3 separate regions of the Mus musculus genome follow, and regions 1 and 3 are each linked to region 2. Evidence: chromatin loops called from intact Hi-C (ENCODE). Cell type or tissue: left cerebral cortex. All regions are shown on one strand. Links, peaks and the distances in the headings refer to the core of each region. The heading gives the core; the rest is flanking DNA.

Region 1 (5,614 bases), core at 743-4,742, 73 kb before region 2:
GCAACTGCAGCATGGAAAAGCCTATGCTCTGCAGAGTCTGTGATTCAGCCTTCCAGAGTGATGCTGAGCCGAGTGTTTGCTGCAGGAAAGGACACACGGTATGAGGCCACTTAAGTACAGCTCCAAATACTCACCGTAGTTTACACTGCTCAGGATGCCTGCATGAGGACAGCTGAGGAGGAAAGATTCCCTACAGATCATTCATGCAGTCTTGGAGCCTGGGTACTGAGCTAGAGAGAATGCTACAGAGATGTGACCTCCCAGGCTTCCGGCATGTTTATCAAGTGAGGTTTTTTCATTACAGGCAGCTGATGCCTCAGGGTTAACAGCGTTCATCTTTATGTCTTTTGGAAATTTTAAAATATTTTTAATGTCATAGCACATTATCATTTTCCGGATCCATGCAGTACTTTCTATTTCCTGCACGCATGCATATGTGCATGAATGCGTAGGAAAAGTGCCGGAAGGCTGCACTCCAGACAGATGAGAACCATTTCCACTGCAGAGATGAGCAGGAGGAGTAAGATGCGGGGTTGAGGGGAAGAGGACTATTCTTACTTTATGAACAGGCATTCTTGATGGGGCTGGTGAAGCACACGTTTCATCCCAACATTCCGAGAGGTAGAGGCAACCAGATCTCTATGAATTCCAAGCCAGCCTGGTCTACACAGTAAAATCCAGACCAGCCAATGTTACACAGACCCTGTCCCAAAAGAAAAGATGATTGTGTTATTTCTGCACTTTGCATTTTACTTACTGAAAATGTAAAGCTTCAGAAAAAGAAAAATATAGTGCTGGGGTGTGAAGTGTCTGTGTTTGGGAGACTGGTACAGGTAAAAGGGTACAGACCCTAGAGCTCCACAGTTAGTCCTGTGTCCGCCTAAAAGGGGGATGGGCTGCTGTCCCCGTGAAGAATGCCCAGTGCTGAGATGCATGGCTGCCTGCCTGGAAAGACTGAGACTGGCATATCTCCTTGTCATGTGCCAGCAGCCTTCTCTCCCTCTTCCCAAATGTTGTTATGCTCCTGCCTAGGGGACAGATGGCCACAGGTTGGAAGACAGAGACACTCTGCCTGAATATCCCTATCAGCCTGCAGGTTGGAATTTTCCAGTCTATGAGGCAAAGTCCTAGATAGGAAATTTCTGGAACCAGCCCTGGAGGCGTTTGCTTCTCCTAGACTGTAGGGATGAGATGGGGACATGGGTCCAGAAACTGGCTATGAAATGCTCTATGTCAGCCTCAGCCTGAACATGTAGATTGTTGGGTGGTCCTGTCTTACAATTCTACCCAGGGGCAGGCAGTCATGCAAGGCTGACTACCACTCACTCACACCTCAGGCATCTGGTCACAGTTGAAGTGGACAGGTGCAGTCTGCCACACCATTTCTGTGACTCTGAAACCTTGTGTGTTCACATCTTCAAAGTTGAACCAAGCAGTCTGACTCTCACTTGGTGATAGCATGCTCCTGTACTTTCTGTTGCTTCCTGAAACTCAGGAACTTCTGGGGTCTCAAGTTAAGAGACCAGCTGGAATGTCAACATTATGGAGTTTCCTTTATCTGACTGGTGCCAGGCAAAGAACATCAGGTGTGAGAACAACTGTGTGCTGCACTCAATGCTTTGTCAAAGCCTGAAAGCTTTGGCAGCTGTTTTTGAGTGTGGAGGTCTTTATCACTCACTCTTCTTTAAAATACAGCAGGATCAAGATGTGTGTGCCTCTCTGGAAGAGCAGCCAGAAAAGAGACAGGCATACAATGGATGTCATGGGTCCAAAAGGAGGACAAGAAGCAGCCCAGGATGGGGCCTTTAGAGCAGAGTGCACACAGGGTGGACAGTTCTCAATCACAGCTTCAGTTTACTCGTCTGTGATATGAGAGTGGGAAAAGCAGCTCCTCTTTAAGAAGTTTGAAAGCACAAGCACACAGGTGGGGGTGTTAGTACCCACACCCCCCCAGGGTGCCTTTATGAGCAGCTGTGGTTAATGACACACATTTCTGGAAGGACCTCTTCTGATGCTGTGGTGGTATCCTGATCTTGATAAAATACAGAGCAACTCAATCAAGGAGAGAGAGTGGACCAGTTTACCATGTGCTAAGCCTACATAAATCTGAATTATTCCTATGACAGCATTCTTCTGGGGAGGGGGGCTCTCATGGAAAGACTGGCCATTCCTAGAGCCCCCTGTATTTTGGCTACCCAGCTGCTTCAGCAGTTTCTACGCTGCATACAAGGACACTTCGCCAGATGAATGAGTTCCTCCTCATCTGGCCTCTGTCCCTCTTTGCTGTGTAACCTTCCATAAGTTTTTCATTGCCTCTGAGATCCATTTTCTCTGTAATAAAAGAACAGAACTCAAGAGTGAAGCCTCCCTCTTCCCCCAACTTCAGTGGGTCTGAGAAGCTAAAAGAATGGAACAAAGAAAATAGCCTGGCAACTGCCACCCTCATCCAGAGGGTTCACACTCTCACTACCTTCCCTGGAGGCAGCTTTGCAAGTGAAGACTCAGGCCAAAGTGCTGGCTGGGCCACCCTGTGTCTGTTAGTCCTAAATGAATGAGGACCCCCTCCACCTACCCCACCCCCCCACCCTCGTGCCTCCTCAGGATTTGATGTGTGCATAACAAGCTATGTCAGTTACTGTATGTGGTCAGCCCTCCTGAACCAGTTACACAACTGTCATGATCCCATTTTACAGTATCACATCTGAAATTCCCAGGAGACACTCTGCTTGCTGAAGTCTCATGGCCCCTAACTCCAGGACACAAGATCTCCTGAGTTCTTAGTTTAGTGGCTCCTATGTTTCCATGCCAGGGACGGGAAAGCTGCCCTGGAAAGCAATGCCATCATTACATTCTTCGGGCTGCGAGTGCATTTTAGCAACAGATTTCCAGGTTTCCAGTGAGGGCCAGAAGGAGCCACCTCATTGGTCTCAGCGCCAGGGCTCTTGGTTTTGCAGCCGCACCCACAGGGCGGCCCTGTTTGATGCTGCAGTTGCCATGGCAACGAGCACTTTGGCGATTGGTCCAGCGAGGCCGCACTACGTTGCTCCTGGAAGGAGGGGGCGCTCCTGCACTCCTGTCCCTCCTCCGGATGCTGCGAGAGCAAACCGGCACAGACACCCCCCTCCTCCAGCCCTCCCCTCCTCATCCCAGCGCACTGCCACCCCGGATGTGCGGGAGGGAAAATTCCCAAGGAAGTCCCAGGTAGCAGCGAGGCAGACGCCCCCGCCCAACCTGGCGACCATGGTGACTCGACGTCTTCCCAGGCTTCTGGGCACAGTGTAAACCCTGCGTAGGAGGACCTGTTTGGAGCCCCCTGCCACATTACATCCAGCATATCTAGATGAACCTGCCAGTCCTGGGAAAGTGACTGCCCTTGGCTTTCATTTTCTTCCTTTCCACCTCGCTTGAGCATCCTGTTCCTCCTCTGAACCACCTTGAGCCTCCTCAGCCCAGGCAGGAGAGAGAAGGAAATCAGACTTGGGCAGGATGGCTTGCCGAAGACGCTATTTGTGAGTATGCAAGACAAGTTTATCCTAAAGCCTGAGGCAGAAAGGACCACTACTCATGTTGAAGTGAGGGGCTTGGTGGAGGTGGGGTGGCTGCTCTGCAGGTGGCGTCCAGGGGGAGCAAGCTTTCGTCCAATGTTTGTACCCCTGCGGCAAAGGCAGTGTTGTTGATGATGAGGGGGAAAAGAATCTTAGTCAGCAAGTCTTCCTTGAGCTGTGAAAGTCCCCTACTGAAGCAGGCACCCTCCTCCTAATCCACATCCACAAATGAGGGTCCCAGACTCATGGCCGTGGTCTAGGCTTTTGTCAGTGCCCTTGACAGACCTATTTAGGGAAAGCTTTGATACTCAGCAAGCCCATGGCTTGCACCCAAGCCAGGTGGAAGGCCAGCAGCAGGCTGAGATAGTGGCAGGAGATGGCCTTCTCCATAGACAGGTGAAGGTGGCAGCAGTGTCCAGCTGTCAAGCACAGGTGTAATGTGCCGGTACTGAGCACCCGTCTGCTGGGCCTGATGCCAGCAGCGGAGGTGGTGAAAGTCGGGCTTAGGGTGGTGACATCACGGGACTGGGTATTTATGGAAGCAAAGCTGTGCTTAGTGAAGCCAGGCTTCCCAGGGGGCAGTGGGATTCAAATGCCAGCTTCCTTCTAGGCTCTCTGGGGGCTCTGCTGGTGCTGTTCTGGGAAGAGAAACCTTTGCCCTATGTGGGCACTCTAGGCCCTGGGGACTGAATGAGACTTGGGTCTGGTCTCAGTCTGCCCTAGTACTACCTGCTCAGTGCTTGGAAGCTGATAGAGACAGTTTGGTAATCTTGGACCTTTCAAGGTTTAAAAGCAAGGCATGACGTTCTTGAATTGGGATCAGCCACCAGGACTAGGAGAGGAGGCTTGCAACAGTTTTTAGGAGGTCATCTGGGAAATTCAAACTCTCTTCAGACTGGCTTTGAACTCCAAGAGGCCCCCAAGCCCCATCAAGGGCCCTCTGAGCCCTCCTTAGGCCTTGCCTCCTCCCCTCCTGAGAGGGGCGGATCCCATGCTAATGAGCCTGAAGGAAAGTAAACCTTGCCTGTAGCTGCATAATCAGGCTGGGCCCCTGCAGGAGGCTCTGGAAAAGCTTGTGAGTTCTTTGGTGTTTGAGGGGACCACACAGGGTCCTTGCTCTCCGTGGCAAGACCAGAAATAGTAGCGCTCTTCCTAGCATGGAACTTCATCTCACCTTCTCACCTTCGGGGAAGGTACTTTCCTGGCAGCAGCCTCCTTCCTCCTGCCACTCCTTCAATGGCACAGGAGCCTTTAGTGTCAAAAAAAAAAACTGACAACTTGCAGAGGCCACTGCAAGTTGCTGTGGAGGGAAGATGTCATTAGCATGAAATGTGACAGTTCTCACAGAGAGCAGCTGGCCCCTGGGCCTGTTTCCAAAGCTAGGGAACACCTTCTGAAAGATTTTGCCTGGACAGGAATGAAGACAACCCCTGCCCCCATTTTAAAATGGGGAAACGGAGACTGGACAAATCACCTCTGAAAACCTGGTGTGCACTGGCCTAGATGTTGGACTTTTCATGGAAAACATCTTGCCAGGAGCGCTGCTTAGAGTCCTTTATGCTTCCAAGGTTCATTCAACCTGTCGAGGGCCAGAGGCTTACATCTGAACACAGCCTTAGGCAGCCCTGTTGGCAGCACCTATATGGTCCCCCCACCTCCTTTCCTTGAAGGTCTCTCTACTCTTAACTCTTGGGGCTCTGTAGGCTGAGCTATCCCCCCCCCCTCCCGTATTCTGTTGGTATCAACCATCACAATCAAATTGGCTGGGGAAGTCTGGAAGACAGCTCAGAGGGTTTGGAGCCAAGCAGGCCTTGCTGATTTACCTACTAGCAGTTAGCAGCCTATGTTTGTTCTCTATCATAGTTCACTTGACCAGGGCAGGGCTCAGCCCAGCCAAGGGATCTCTCAGTAACTACTGCTCTAGACTTCTGATTCTCCAGGCCAGCCGTGTGGAAGGGGGCTGATGGCTGTCAGCTCAGAGCAGTCTTGGCTAGTCACGTGTTTTCTCATATCCTGTGGCTTGGTTCTGCCTCCCTTGACTGCTGCAAATATAGTATGATCAATCCCTT
Region 2 (6,076 bases), core at 1,064-5,063:
GGTTCAGAAGGGGCACCCTCCATACTGAGGTCACAGGCAGTCATCCTAAGCCTGTGTCACAGCAGGCCTAGGCACCGTACCTCCCAACATCAGAAATTGCTATTTTCCTTGTAAATTTTTACATTGATTTTATGTGTATCAGTGTTTGCTTACATGTATATATGTGCACTGTGTGTATGCCTGGCACTCATGGATCTTCTTGGACTGGAGTTAGGACGGTTGTGAGCCCCTATGTGGGTGCTATGAATTGACCCCATATCCTCTTCAAGAGCACTGAGTTGTCTTTCCAGCCCCAGAATTTTATCATTTGCAAACAGATTAAAAACAAACAAACAAACAAACAAACAAACAGCAGGAATATATCCAAGTCAGGTGTAGTAGTGCATGCCTTTAATCCCAGTACTTGGGAGGCATAGGCAGGCAGATCTCTGAGTTTGAGAACAGCCAGGGCTACACAGAGGATAACAAGCAAAACAAAACAGTAATGCAGATATATAGTGAGATATATACTTATACATATATGTGTGTACATACATATATACATACACACACACACACAGGTGTAAGTAGAATGTTTCAGTGGAAGGCCAGTCTTCCTCTTTTCTGTTCCCAGCTCTCCTTGCCCTTTCCAGGGTGTTTCTGTGCCTTCCCTGGCTCATCCTTGTCAGAGGTAGTATATTCAGGGACCAGCAGATCTTCGGTGCCCGCCCCCCTTACCTCCAAAGGTACAAATACTTAATATTAGCACACAGGCCAGCCCTCCAGTACTGTAACCACTATCTTGTTTTGGCTTATAGTTGTAGAGATTTCAGTCCGTGGTTGCTTGGCACCATGGAAGCACAGCCCATCATGGCAAGCTCAGGAGGCAGAAGCAGTTACTAGTCAAGGCCTGAGAAAGAAGAAACAAAGAGTAGAGAGGTTCAGCCACCTTCCAATACTGCCACCCTAGAGGCCAAAGCTTTTTCACACAGACCTTGGGGGTGCAAGGGATATTTAAGATTCCAACAAACCCATCATGAACTGAAAATGTTTGGTGAAAAATTAATTCAATATATCTGCTGACTGACTCCCCAGCTGGGCAGCACCCGTTGTATAGAGCAGGCTGGTGTCCCGTCCCCAGATCCCCGTGGGACACCTGTTCACTGCCTCATCCCAACATCTTGGAAGATGGTCAGACTGCATCTCACTAGCTCAGGGAAAGATCAGAACTCAAGTCTGGAGTGTGTTCACCCACATATCACTGAGTGCATGACACCATTGTAAAGTGAGGGAAACGTAAGTGGAAACATAGCTTGGGGACTGAATGTACTTGCCTTTGTGAGACACAAAGACAAGCAAAGGATAAATGTGGGTGCTGAAAACCAAACTTGGGTCTTCTGTAAGAACAGCAAGTGTTCTTAACCACTGAGCCATTTCCACCCCCCAATTAGGAATTTTTTTTTAAAGCAAGTGAGTTGAATTGTGTTTTGATTGCATTTCTCTAATGTGCATTTAATTACAAGCAGGAGTCCTGAGCAGCTTTCATAGCCTTGGCTGTTTTCTAATGGGTTAGTCATCCTATCGATTGGAAGGAGCACTTTCTGTGTTAGGGAAATTAACTTTTTTCTCATTTTCCTCATTAACTTGTGCTATGTGCGGCAGACATTGTTTCAGGGTGCCATTTGTCTTTTTTACCTTGTTTGTGGTATTCTGATTCCATTTATATGGTCTAATTTGATATAGTTCAATACATCAACATTTGCTTTCTTGGCTTCTGGGAATGAAGCTTCTGCACGGTGCCCTTTGCACACCTTCCATACATCAGTGCAGCCGACCTGCTCAGCAGCCTTGAAGGAGGCAGGATGGGGGTTCCATCAGTTCCAGCTTATAGCTCCTATGAGGCTCGGAGAGGTGATAGGATCTGGCTGAGGTCACACAGCTGCCTCAGACCTAGTTAGCCTATCTTCTATCACCTGCCTTCCTACCAGCCCTGTAACTGATCTCCACACCAGCTATATTAGTTATAAAAACTACACAAGAATCTTCCTCCTTGAAGGGCTGCTTTTTAAAATATGTTTTAAAACTAGTACAGTAGGCTGGGAATGGGGGCACACACCTTTAATTCCAAAACTCAAGAGGCAGAGCCATGAGAATCTCTGTGAGTTTGAGGTTAGTTTGATCTTCTAAGGAAGTCCCAGTCTAGCATAGGCTCTGTTGCCTTAAACTAAAACAATAATCCATTACTCTAACAATGTGAAAAGCTATAACTAGGTTTGGGGGAGGGTAAGACTCACACCTTGGCCTGTGAGCCCATCCTACTGCCTTGCTATGGACACTAGCAAGGTGCCATGGGTTTACTTTTCAGGTGGGGAAAGGTCTCAAAAGTAATCTCCCAGGTACCAGGGTTGCAGGAGTGGGCCACGAGGGCTAGGTTTATGATTGTCAGGGGCAGGATAGACATACCAGGACCTAGACTGTCCCTTAGCTTTGTTATCAATACCCAATATTCTAAGATTCAGAAAATTCTTAAAGAGTTGGGTGTTAGCATGGGAGCTCATACCTGTAATCACAGAACTTGGAAGGCTAGGCAAGCTTGTCATGAGTTCAAGACTAGTGTGGGCTACATGCAAGCTTGGTCTAGAGTGAGACACTGTCTCAAATTTAAAAAGCAGAGTATAAAATAAAATAGCTCTGAAAGAGGAAAGCGCCTTGTTCAAGGTCAACACAGCCTAATGGCAGCCTACCCAGCCCCATCTGCTCACACATGACATCACTCCCCCAGTTTCCTCCAGGCTGGACCACGGCCGCCCAGTCCTTCTAGCTTCTTGCCTCGCCGCTTCTAGGCACCAGGGGGCGCTGCTTGGATGCAGCACTCTCTCCTGGCGCCCTTGCTCCACCTGGTGGGAGGCGTGGGGACTCTGCCTAGGAAGGACAGCTCCTTTTTCAGGGTGGTCTGCTGTGTGCTTCCCACGCCTCCGTTCTCTACTATACAGGCTAACAACGCTTTCCCATCCTCGTATTTTTCTTAGGCACAGCCCTGCACACCCACCTTCCCTGTTCCTATCCCCTCCAGGCCCAGCTCCCCTTTCCAGTCTATTTCTTTCTCAAACTTTGGGTTCCTGGTGCAGACTCCCCTACCCCATTCTCAAAGACAGTTGTCAGGCTAATTGAGGCCAGTCACAGAATTTATTTGGTGGCTAGTTCATTGCGCTATAAGGATAAGGGATATAGCCTTCAGTCCAGGATCCTTCGTCCTTCTTTCGCTCAACCGAATAGTGTGGGGTCGTAGAGATTGCGGAGGGGCGTGGTGCCCGGACAAACCTCAGCAGTCCGGACGCTGTGCGACTCGGAGCCAGTGGCTTGTCCTCCCTAGACTGTCTCAGCGAACTGCGGACAAGTGCAGGAGGAGGAACACTGGCCGCAGGGGATGCGGCTCTCCTTGGGAGGACCAGGGAGTGTGGGCCCCGGCTGCTTTTCGGCTGGGTGTTAATTTGGGGGATCTTGAGGTTCGTAAGAGAAAGGAAAGGTGCCGCCGTGCCGACGACTCCGCGCCGGTTTTCTGCGTGCCTGGCCACCTGGCCTATCCGCTGCGGCGGCCCCGAGGCCTCCAGCGCCCTCCACTCGCCCGGACTCCGGTGACGTCGTTGGTTGGGGCGGCACCCGTCCTCCCCGCCCCCCGACACACACGCGCGCGCGCGCACACACACACACCTTCGGAAGGGGGAAACTGAGGCCAGGCAGAAAGAGGACCCCCGCCAAGGTCACGTCGGGCGGGGGCGCGGGGTCAGGCTCCGGTTCTGTGCGCCCCTGGACCCCGCGCCCCGCCGGCCCGACGCGTAAGGGCCGCGCTCTCGGCGGGTCGGCGCGCACTCGGCGGCTGCGGGCACCGAGAGGTAGGAGCAGGCGGGCTGGGCTCGAACCCCCTCGCGGGGCCGGGCTATGCGGACCCCGGCGGGCTAGTGAAGCCGCGGTGATTTCGCGCGCGCGCGCGGTGCGGGCTTGCAGACTCTGGGGACCCGGCGCCACCGGCCTTGCAAGCGGGGCGGTGTGGGGCGGCCCCTGGGACGCGCGGAGGACGCGACCGAACAGCTTCTGCGCTCTGCGGACCGCGCAGCGGGGTGCCGGCGATCTAGGTGGGGGCGGGCGCCCTCCACGCCAATGCGGTGCCTCCTGCTGTGCTGGGACAGAGCCCGGGGGTCGCCCTGTGACCCTTGCCTCCTTTCCCCTCCCCCCTCCTCCACCTGGAGAAACCCCGCCAGCGCTTCCCAGTCCCGAGCCTGCGGGCGGGAGGGAGTTAGAAGCATCTCAGGAATTTGCCTCACACTGCTGGACTCGCCCGGAGTGGGTGAAAGCTTAGTTCAAGCTGAGCAGCCTGGGCTAGAGGGACCTGATCCAAAATTGGACCTGCTTGTGTGGCCTCGGGCAGCCCCTCCTGCTGGATCTCGGTCTCGGGGGTCTTCCTGGTAGGTTCCTCCCAGTGAAATCAGTTCAAGGGTCAAGGCTTAGTGGGCAGAACACAGTGAAACCTCTGGACCAGGTCCTGTATGTGACAAGAGGCAGGCTGTAGTATAGGGTTGTGAGATTTGCTGGGGGCTGGTAAAGGAAACCCCATTCTTTTCTAACAGCCTGGGCTTGGGACCTTAGGGTGAGGCTCGGTGTGAGAAATCCCACTCCCACCCTGACCACAGCAGCTGTCCTTATTCTGTGCCTTGGCAAGCTTGGTCAGCAGAGAAGGTGTACAAGGACCTCCCACACCTCCAGGAGTCCTAGGGAAAACCTACTTCCATGTTTCTACTGGGTAGTACCCACTCTAAATTGCCAAGCTGTAAACTGTCACAGCTGATCTGTCACCAGAGCAAACTGAGCAGACAGATGACAATGGGTGTCCCCTCCCCTGGCTCTGTCCACTTCATGAGCCTCCCAAGGACAGCAGTGGGCACTGCCTGGTCAGTTGTGTGTGTTGCTCTGAGCATGCTCAGTTCCTACCTGGTGGTCTGGTCAGGAGTCTGGCTAAGCCACTGTCTCATTTCATGCCAGCATCTGCCTGTGCTCATACTGTCCGGTCAGTATAGCCCTTCTCCAACTCCAGAGGAGGCACCAGCATGGCCTTCTAGTCACCCTTCCCTGCCTCCAGCATTGTGCTCTGCTCCCCATGGACTGGCAAGGTGGCCCGGCCTCTAAACTCACTTGCCCATAAAAACCCAGGAGTTGAATTTGAAAACCAGATGCATCCCCTGCCCTCTCCATCCCCAGTGCTGGAAAAGACAGGATAAGAGGTGGTTCAGTGTTCCACATTGCCCACAGCCCTGTCTCTGAGTATTGTGCTGGAAAGAGTACCCAAGATTCTGACATAGAGAGGCAGGGACATGTCCAAGGTCACACAGCACATTCAGGGTTTAGGGGCCTGCCTGCTCCTGTCTCCCAAGCACCCAGGTGTTCTTGGGTAGCTGGTGTGTGGGGAAAGTGCCATGAGACTGGAGGTCAGAGAGATCTGTGCAATGGAGGAATAAAGAAAGGACCACAGTGCTCCCCCTTTGTAAGGGACTCTGGCTCCTGCAGCTTGCAAACATTAAGTAATCTTAGGTCTTATGACTAAAGTTGCCACTAGTCTCAAGGCTGCTTAAAGGGCCCATAACACTCACTGCTATGGCTGCCCTGTCCAGCTCTGCTCTGCATGCCATCCTGTGACAGGCTACTTCCCCAGTGTCTGGAGACAAGTAAACAAGGCTGTGGCTGGAAAGTTGATCCTGCTTGTCTTCAGCTAACCTTTATGCCAGCCTTCAGACACTAGCATGTAGTATATCTAAGCCCCTAAGTGTTCCTAGACAGGAACAGTTCTTGAGGTCATCTCTCAGCACAGCACAGTATGTGATTCTGTTGGGGGCAGTGTCTTCTGATGTCCCTCTCTGCCCCCCTCACCCATCCCAGGTTTGGCTCCTGCAGGAATGAGCCCCCTATTCCTGCCATCTAGAAACTGGTTATTCCTCTGTGTTCTCTTCATTGTCACCTTTACCTCCTCTGCTGAGTCCTTTGCAGGGCACCGTCATTACTGTGACAGGATACAGTCGGTACATTGGCTCTCAGTCTTTCAGCTCCA
Region 3 (5,614 bases), core at 743-4,742, 79 kb before region 2:
CAGCCAGAAGTAGCAGAAGGCGTTGACATTATCTGAGAGGGGCCAGCAAAGTAGCCTGAGCATGGCAGAAGCTGACTGCAGGCCTGAGGAGAAACCCAGCGTCCCCTAACCAACCCCCCCCCCCCCCCCCCCCCCCCCCCCCCCCGCCGCCGCCAAGTTTCACTGCTATGGAACCAGCCATATGGGGTTTCTTACTTTCCCTGATATTGAGGCAGCCAAACACTGCCCTCTGCTGGTATGCCTGTGTATAACACTCAGAGCTTTTCTGAGACCTGACAGCATCTAAGTCTCCTTCTGCAACTGCTCACTCAGTCTTCATTGTTTCCCTTAGCTCTAGACAGGTCTCTCTTCCCCTTTACTCCCTTCCAAGCTGTTTCTTCTGACCAGGCATAGTACAGAGTAGTTTAACCCTAGAGCAGCACTTATCATGAACTCTGCCTTGCCTCTGAGCCTCAAGACACAGGAAACACAAAAATAGCCCTCCTGCTTTAGGATGGCCCAGTCAGGATTCCCCCTAGTCCTGCCTACTCTCAGCCACCTAAGCCACCCCTTCCTTCTCATCTTCCATGGTGAAGTTGAACTCCAAAGGATGCCCCCAGGGGAGTGACAGAGTCTAGGTCCTCCACAGAACATGTGACTCTCAGGCGTCACCCTCTGCTTGTCTTCACCTCTGTTCTGGACATATCTATAGCACCTGGGTTACAGGAGAGGACAGGGGTCTAGGTATGAAGTGTAGCAGAGCAGAGCAGGGCAGTCCAAGAGGCCATGGGGTCAGGCTGTAACCCAGCAGGAGTGACTCAACTATAGCAATTAAGCTTTGCTATGGCCTTCCAGGACCCTCCTTAGTTCTGACTTGCTTCTGTAGTAGCTGCAAAGCTTTTTGTCTGGAAGGGTAGGAAGCCAGGAAGAAAGGGGGGAAGAGAGGTGGGCCCATGGTAGAAACATAAGACCAAGAATATTCATTCCTTGGTATCTGAAAGCCGGCCCACTCAAGCTCCACATATGAATACAACATGGGTATTCATGTTGAATGACATCCATGTTCCACAACATCTCTGGTAGGTCTGGATGGGCTGTAAATATCTTACAGTATCTAGTTCTGCTGTGTGGATTAAGGTAAAGACGGAAATCTGGCTTGTTCTGCACAGATATGGTGTCTTTAGGGAATATGTCCAGTCTGGCTGAGTCCAGGAATGCCGAGCCTACAAGAGCCCACACTCTTAAGTAAGAGAGCAGGCCCCCAGGCCTCACTCCAACCTGGGTCATAGAATCCATGTATTTGTTTATCTATCCAGTGTCCAGTGAGGACCAACTGTGTGCTGGACACAGGGAAAGCTTTGGAGCCAATCAGTGAATCCAGACATGGTTTTCCAGCCCCCTTCAACCCAAGGTGATACCCTCTGAGAATGACAGTGGGCCTGTGGGTGGTGCTACAGAGAGAGGTGGTGAGGGGCTGCAGGGGCTGGGGTGGGAGGGGGACCTTGCTGGACCCATGTTGAGTGAGCCAGAGACCCAAATGATAAATGGTGATGGACAGCTTTGGAGATGGCAGAAATTAAATGAAGGGGGTTGTGGTTAGGCCAGGGTATCTAGTGATTACTGCAGCCCTCGAACAGAGAAAGTTCAAGTCAGCCAGGGGGCACAAATGAGTTTTCTTTCAACATAATGACTGGATTTCTCTGCAAGGAACATACCCCAGGGGATATGGTCAGGGCAGTGCTGGTGCTCTGCACCTGGGCTCCATTCAGCCTTCCTGGTGTGTCCAAATGCTAGTGGGGGTGGGGTGCATATGTGAGTTTGGGGTCTTAGTCTGAGATTTCTACAGAGTTCACTGGTTGACAGGACATGGCGTCTCCTGGCATGGCAGATGCCTGAATATGCTGGGAGAAAGAACACAGTGGGAAGCAGGGATCTAAAGGATTTGGGGGCCTGGCTAAGGATCTGGGGACCACCTCTGCAGGAGGCTGTAGGCTCACGACTCTGCAGACCCCATGTTCTGTTCCTACCACAGTCATGACTGTGGGTAGGTAGATGAAGTCAGGGAGGGTGGCAATAAAGAGGAGTGGACCCTTGGGCAAGAACTCAGAGTGAGACTGCACTTGGTCACATTCATTCTCTCAGTCTCTCATTCATCAACTCACAACATTTTATTGAGTAGCTGTGGTGACCCAGGCACTGTGGTCACAACCCTGAACAACAACAACAAAAAAGATCAAGACCCTCTTCTTATGAGGCCGGGACCTGAGTTTGCTGTGCTTTTACCCACCTGTGCCACCAGCAAAATCCCCCATGGAAGAAGGGTGGAGAAGGGGGACACTGGCTTACTCAGGTAGGGAGTGTGCGCTCTCCTGGGCAGGATCCCAGCACAGAGATAGGATAAGGAATAGTCACTCCAGAAAAAAAACTGTCTGAATTCCTCCTGCAGCCTAACTGCACTAGACACCAGAGAGACAAAGACCATGTGAACATGGTCTGTCAGGCCCCAATGAAAATGGACTTTGTGGTAGGTACTCTCACCGAGTACCATAGGTCCTCTTCCTTATTGTATCAGGGTTTAGGAAGGAGGTAGCATCCATGCCTCAGACAGAGCAGCCAGTGGCCTGCCAGGTTATCAGAGGCTACAAGATTCTGGCACCATGCCCACTGCCTATCATTCTGTTACACAGATTCTTTGTGGAAAAGATTGTGCAGTCTACACATCTCTGGGACATTGTTTCCATCCGCAGCTAATAGCTGCTCCATGCAATTGTGCTGTGCATAGGCTGCACCACTTGCCCTGTCCAGTGGCCCTGCCTTCACCTACCTCGCTGCATATGCCCCTGAGGACACTGTTGAGCATTTATCATAGTTCACTCTGCTCTCATTGGCCCACTGTACATATTCACTCATCTGATTTTCATTTTTAAATATTTTTATTTGTGTCTATGTGTGGTATATGCACAAGTGCAGTGCCCTCAGAGGCCAGAAGAGGATGTTGTCTCTCATTGAGTTGGAGCTATGGGTGGTTGGTTGTGAGCTGCTTAACATGGGTGCTGGGATCTTACTTCTGTAAGAGCATCAAGTGCTCCTGATCACCAAGCCATCTCTCTAGCTCCACTCATTTGCTTTTTACAACCCTCTGTGAGAAGGAACAGAACTGATTTTCTACTAAGTCAGTTTCAACCCCACAGACCACTCTGAACCTCTATGGTTCCCACCTTCTTCTTACTAAGACAGCTCATTGGCAGCCTTGGTAATTGCTAGATGGCTGAAGGTTTTTGCAATGGTGCATTTTTCTTGTGGTTCTCACCACAGAAAGTTGGCATTGTTGTTGTTGTTATTATTGTTGTTGTTGTTGTTGTTATTATTATTATTATTATTTATGGGTGAGCTGAGATTCAAAGCAGGGCCCAGCTCATGCTAGTCAAGTGCTCTGCCACTGAGCTACACCTAGACTGTAGAACATTTGAAGATGGCATCCAGTTGACCAGGAATCCCGGCCAAGAGATAGCAGCATTTCCCTGTGGCATGTCTTATCAGGTTCATTCCCACAAGTTTCTTCAACCTGAATTTTTGTGGCATTGTTCTGTTCAGACTGAACATACACCTTGCTAACTTGCTCTTTTCCTGGTAGCCATTGCTGAGAGCGCCCCAAGGGGGGCCCTGTACCAGAGACCTGTGGTGGTGTTTATGATAAAATCTAGGATCCCACTTTGCTGTTGTCAGCTTTTTGTAGTTTTGTTTGTTCGTTTTCACTGGGAATGTTCTAGTGTTACCTCAGATTCTATAGAGAATTGGCCTGAGTCACCCTGGCAGAAGAGAACAGATGGCAGGTCCCTGGGAGATGTTGTGGTGGGGCTGGAAGCATGGGCCTTTTGCTGGGCATTGGCAGTAGAGGGCAGGAGCACCACAGCTGTGGCCAGGATGTCTTCCCTTTTGCCCCTTCCCTGCCAAGGTTCATTTTTCCAATTGGATCTAACTCTGTCTCCCACGTTTCTAGAGCCAAGGTTCCATCAAGGCCCTCATGACTCTCTGGAATCCTCCATGTCCCTCCTCTAGCACTTGCCCGTCATTGCTGAAAGGAGGGGTCTTCCTTCCTCTTACTATAGACCTGCACTGTGTTGTATAAAGGTATGTGACACTGCTGTCACTCAGAAGCCCATAAGAACCTGTATTGCCTCATCTCCTACTTGTCCTACTCACTCTCTCTCTACTCCAAACTATCTCTTCTTTCTCTCCTTATCCCACACCATACTCAGGGCTTATGATCCCTCCAGAATGAAGGGACTAGCAGTCAGATACTGTGTGAGCTGTGGTGACTGTGTGGACTTCACCAGACAGGGAAGTAGTAGTGAGTACCTTCATCACCCCTGCCCACCACTGGAACAGACAATCACCCCAGCTCCCCCTTTCCCCTTACAGGACAATTAAGGGCCTTGCACAATTCCTTTAAGACAGGGCTGTGGAAAGGACTGAGGAGCCAAAGTGATCCCCTTCTCCCAGCAGGGGTGTAGCCTTTCTCACCTCTGCCTCCCTGCTTAGTTAGGTCTCAGAGCAACCCTGGGTCAGCCGTGTCCTATACAGATGAAGGCAGGCGAGCGTGGCAAATTCATGGTGATTATGGTAGGGCCACTTGTGGCCTGGGGACCTGGCCCACTGGTCCCCCTTACATAATCCAGTGTTCTGTGAGTTCTCTGATCTGCCTAATTTACATGTAGGTCTGCCCTGTCCTGTGTAGCCCAAGCAGCACTGGGTAACCCTGGTTGGGGAGAAAATCATGTTGGTCAATGTTCTTCCTGTACTGGACACTGCAGTCTCTAGAGGGAATAGGTGAGCGTGCCCAGAGCTGGCTTGAGGGGCCCTGCGTGAGAGGTGAGGTGAATAGGAACAAGAAGAGGTGTTGCTGAGTGCTTAATTCTGAGATCCTGAGCTGGGAGTACAGAGCAGTTCAGGCATCCACCCTGCCTGGCACCCTCACACCAGCGAGTTTCCAAGATTTGTACTCAGTTTCACAGGCTGTGTGAGACCATAGTGATCAAGTTTATTCCATGGCAATGTTTATATGGATGTCTGTCAGTGGAGGGGATTGGCTGATACATGAGGTGCATTGTTTATAACTGGAAAAAGCATACAGGAAGCCCTGAGTTTGACCCCTCAGCACCTCATACAGCAAGACTAGTTGTGCACACCTGTAAGCTAAGCACCAGGGATGTAGAAGCAGGAAGATTGGAAGTTCAAGGTTATCCACATCTCCACTGTGTTAAAGGTCAACCTTGACTACAGGAAACTCTGTTTAGAAAAAGAAATTGGAAAATCCTCAGACAAACTTAGTTCTGGAAGTGGGGCTTCTGAGCCATGAACAGAGCTTGAAGTCACTGCCTCACAGTGAGTGGAGAGCACAGCCTAGCTCAAGTTTGGGAACTTCCCAACCCAAAGTCCCCAGCTGATGGTAGATGTCTCTCCAAGCCTTGACCACTGGACTCACTGCCTAATTGAGAGGTGGAGCCTCTGGGGGGGGGGTTGTGAGTTGGAAAACCCTAGAATCACTGTATCAAGTTTGATCCTAGATCCCTCTGCACTCCTAGCTCAGGGTCTCCAAATTCAGCATCCCTGTCTTGTTCCCATTCAACCTCCA

Evidence for each region. Peaks named below come from ENCODE experiments on the same cell type or tissue, not always from the same donor. Only the 100,000 strongest peaks of a DNase experiment are listed, where the experiment ranks them.
Region 1: a loop joins it to region 2, with 5 times the contacts of the local background. A loop is called at or near these places in 21 of 42 quality-filtered maps.
Region 3: a loop joins it to region 2, with 5 times the contacts of the local background. A loop is called at or near these places in 20 of 42 quality-filtered maps.

What each region holds. Positions count from the first base shown.
Region 1 is chr6:90,807,663-90,813,276 of GRCm38, reverse strand. It overlaps Iqsec1 (IQ motif and Sec7 domain 1), which reads left to right and starts at 3,154. Exons shown (of 14, transcript NM_001134384.1): 1 at 3,154-3,509. The coding sequence starts at 3,487. In left cerebral cortex, for the core only: a CTCF peak has its summit at 3,046; DNase peaks (open chromatin) are centred at 1,058, 3,061, 4,053 and 4,500; H3K4me3 peaks cover 2,077 bases; H3K27ac peaks cover 3,758 bases.
Region 2 is chr6:90,734,373-90,740,448 of GRCm38, reverse strand. All of the region lies in intron 1 of Iqsec1 (IQ motif and Sec7 domain 1), which reads left to right. Among named protein-coding and RNA genes, the nearest start is that of Iqsec1, 73 kb to the left of the region's middle. In left cerebral cortex, for the core only: a CTCF peak has its summit at 2,844 (motif pointing right); DNase peaks (open chromatin) are centred at 2,838, 3,526 and 4,001; H3K4me3 peaks cover 1,720 bases; H3K27ac peaks cover 1,361 bases.
Region 3 is chr6:90,813,781-90,819,394 of GRCm38, reverse strand. It overlaps a transcript of Iqsec1 not described here. Among named protein-coding and RNA genes, the nearest start is that of Iqsec1, 6.5 kb to the right of the region's middle. In left cerebral cortex, for the core only: a CTCF peak has its summit at 2,974; no DNase peak of the experiment used is centred there; H3K27ac peaks cover 130 bases.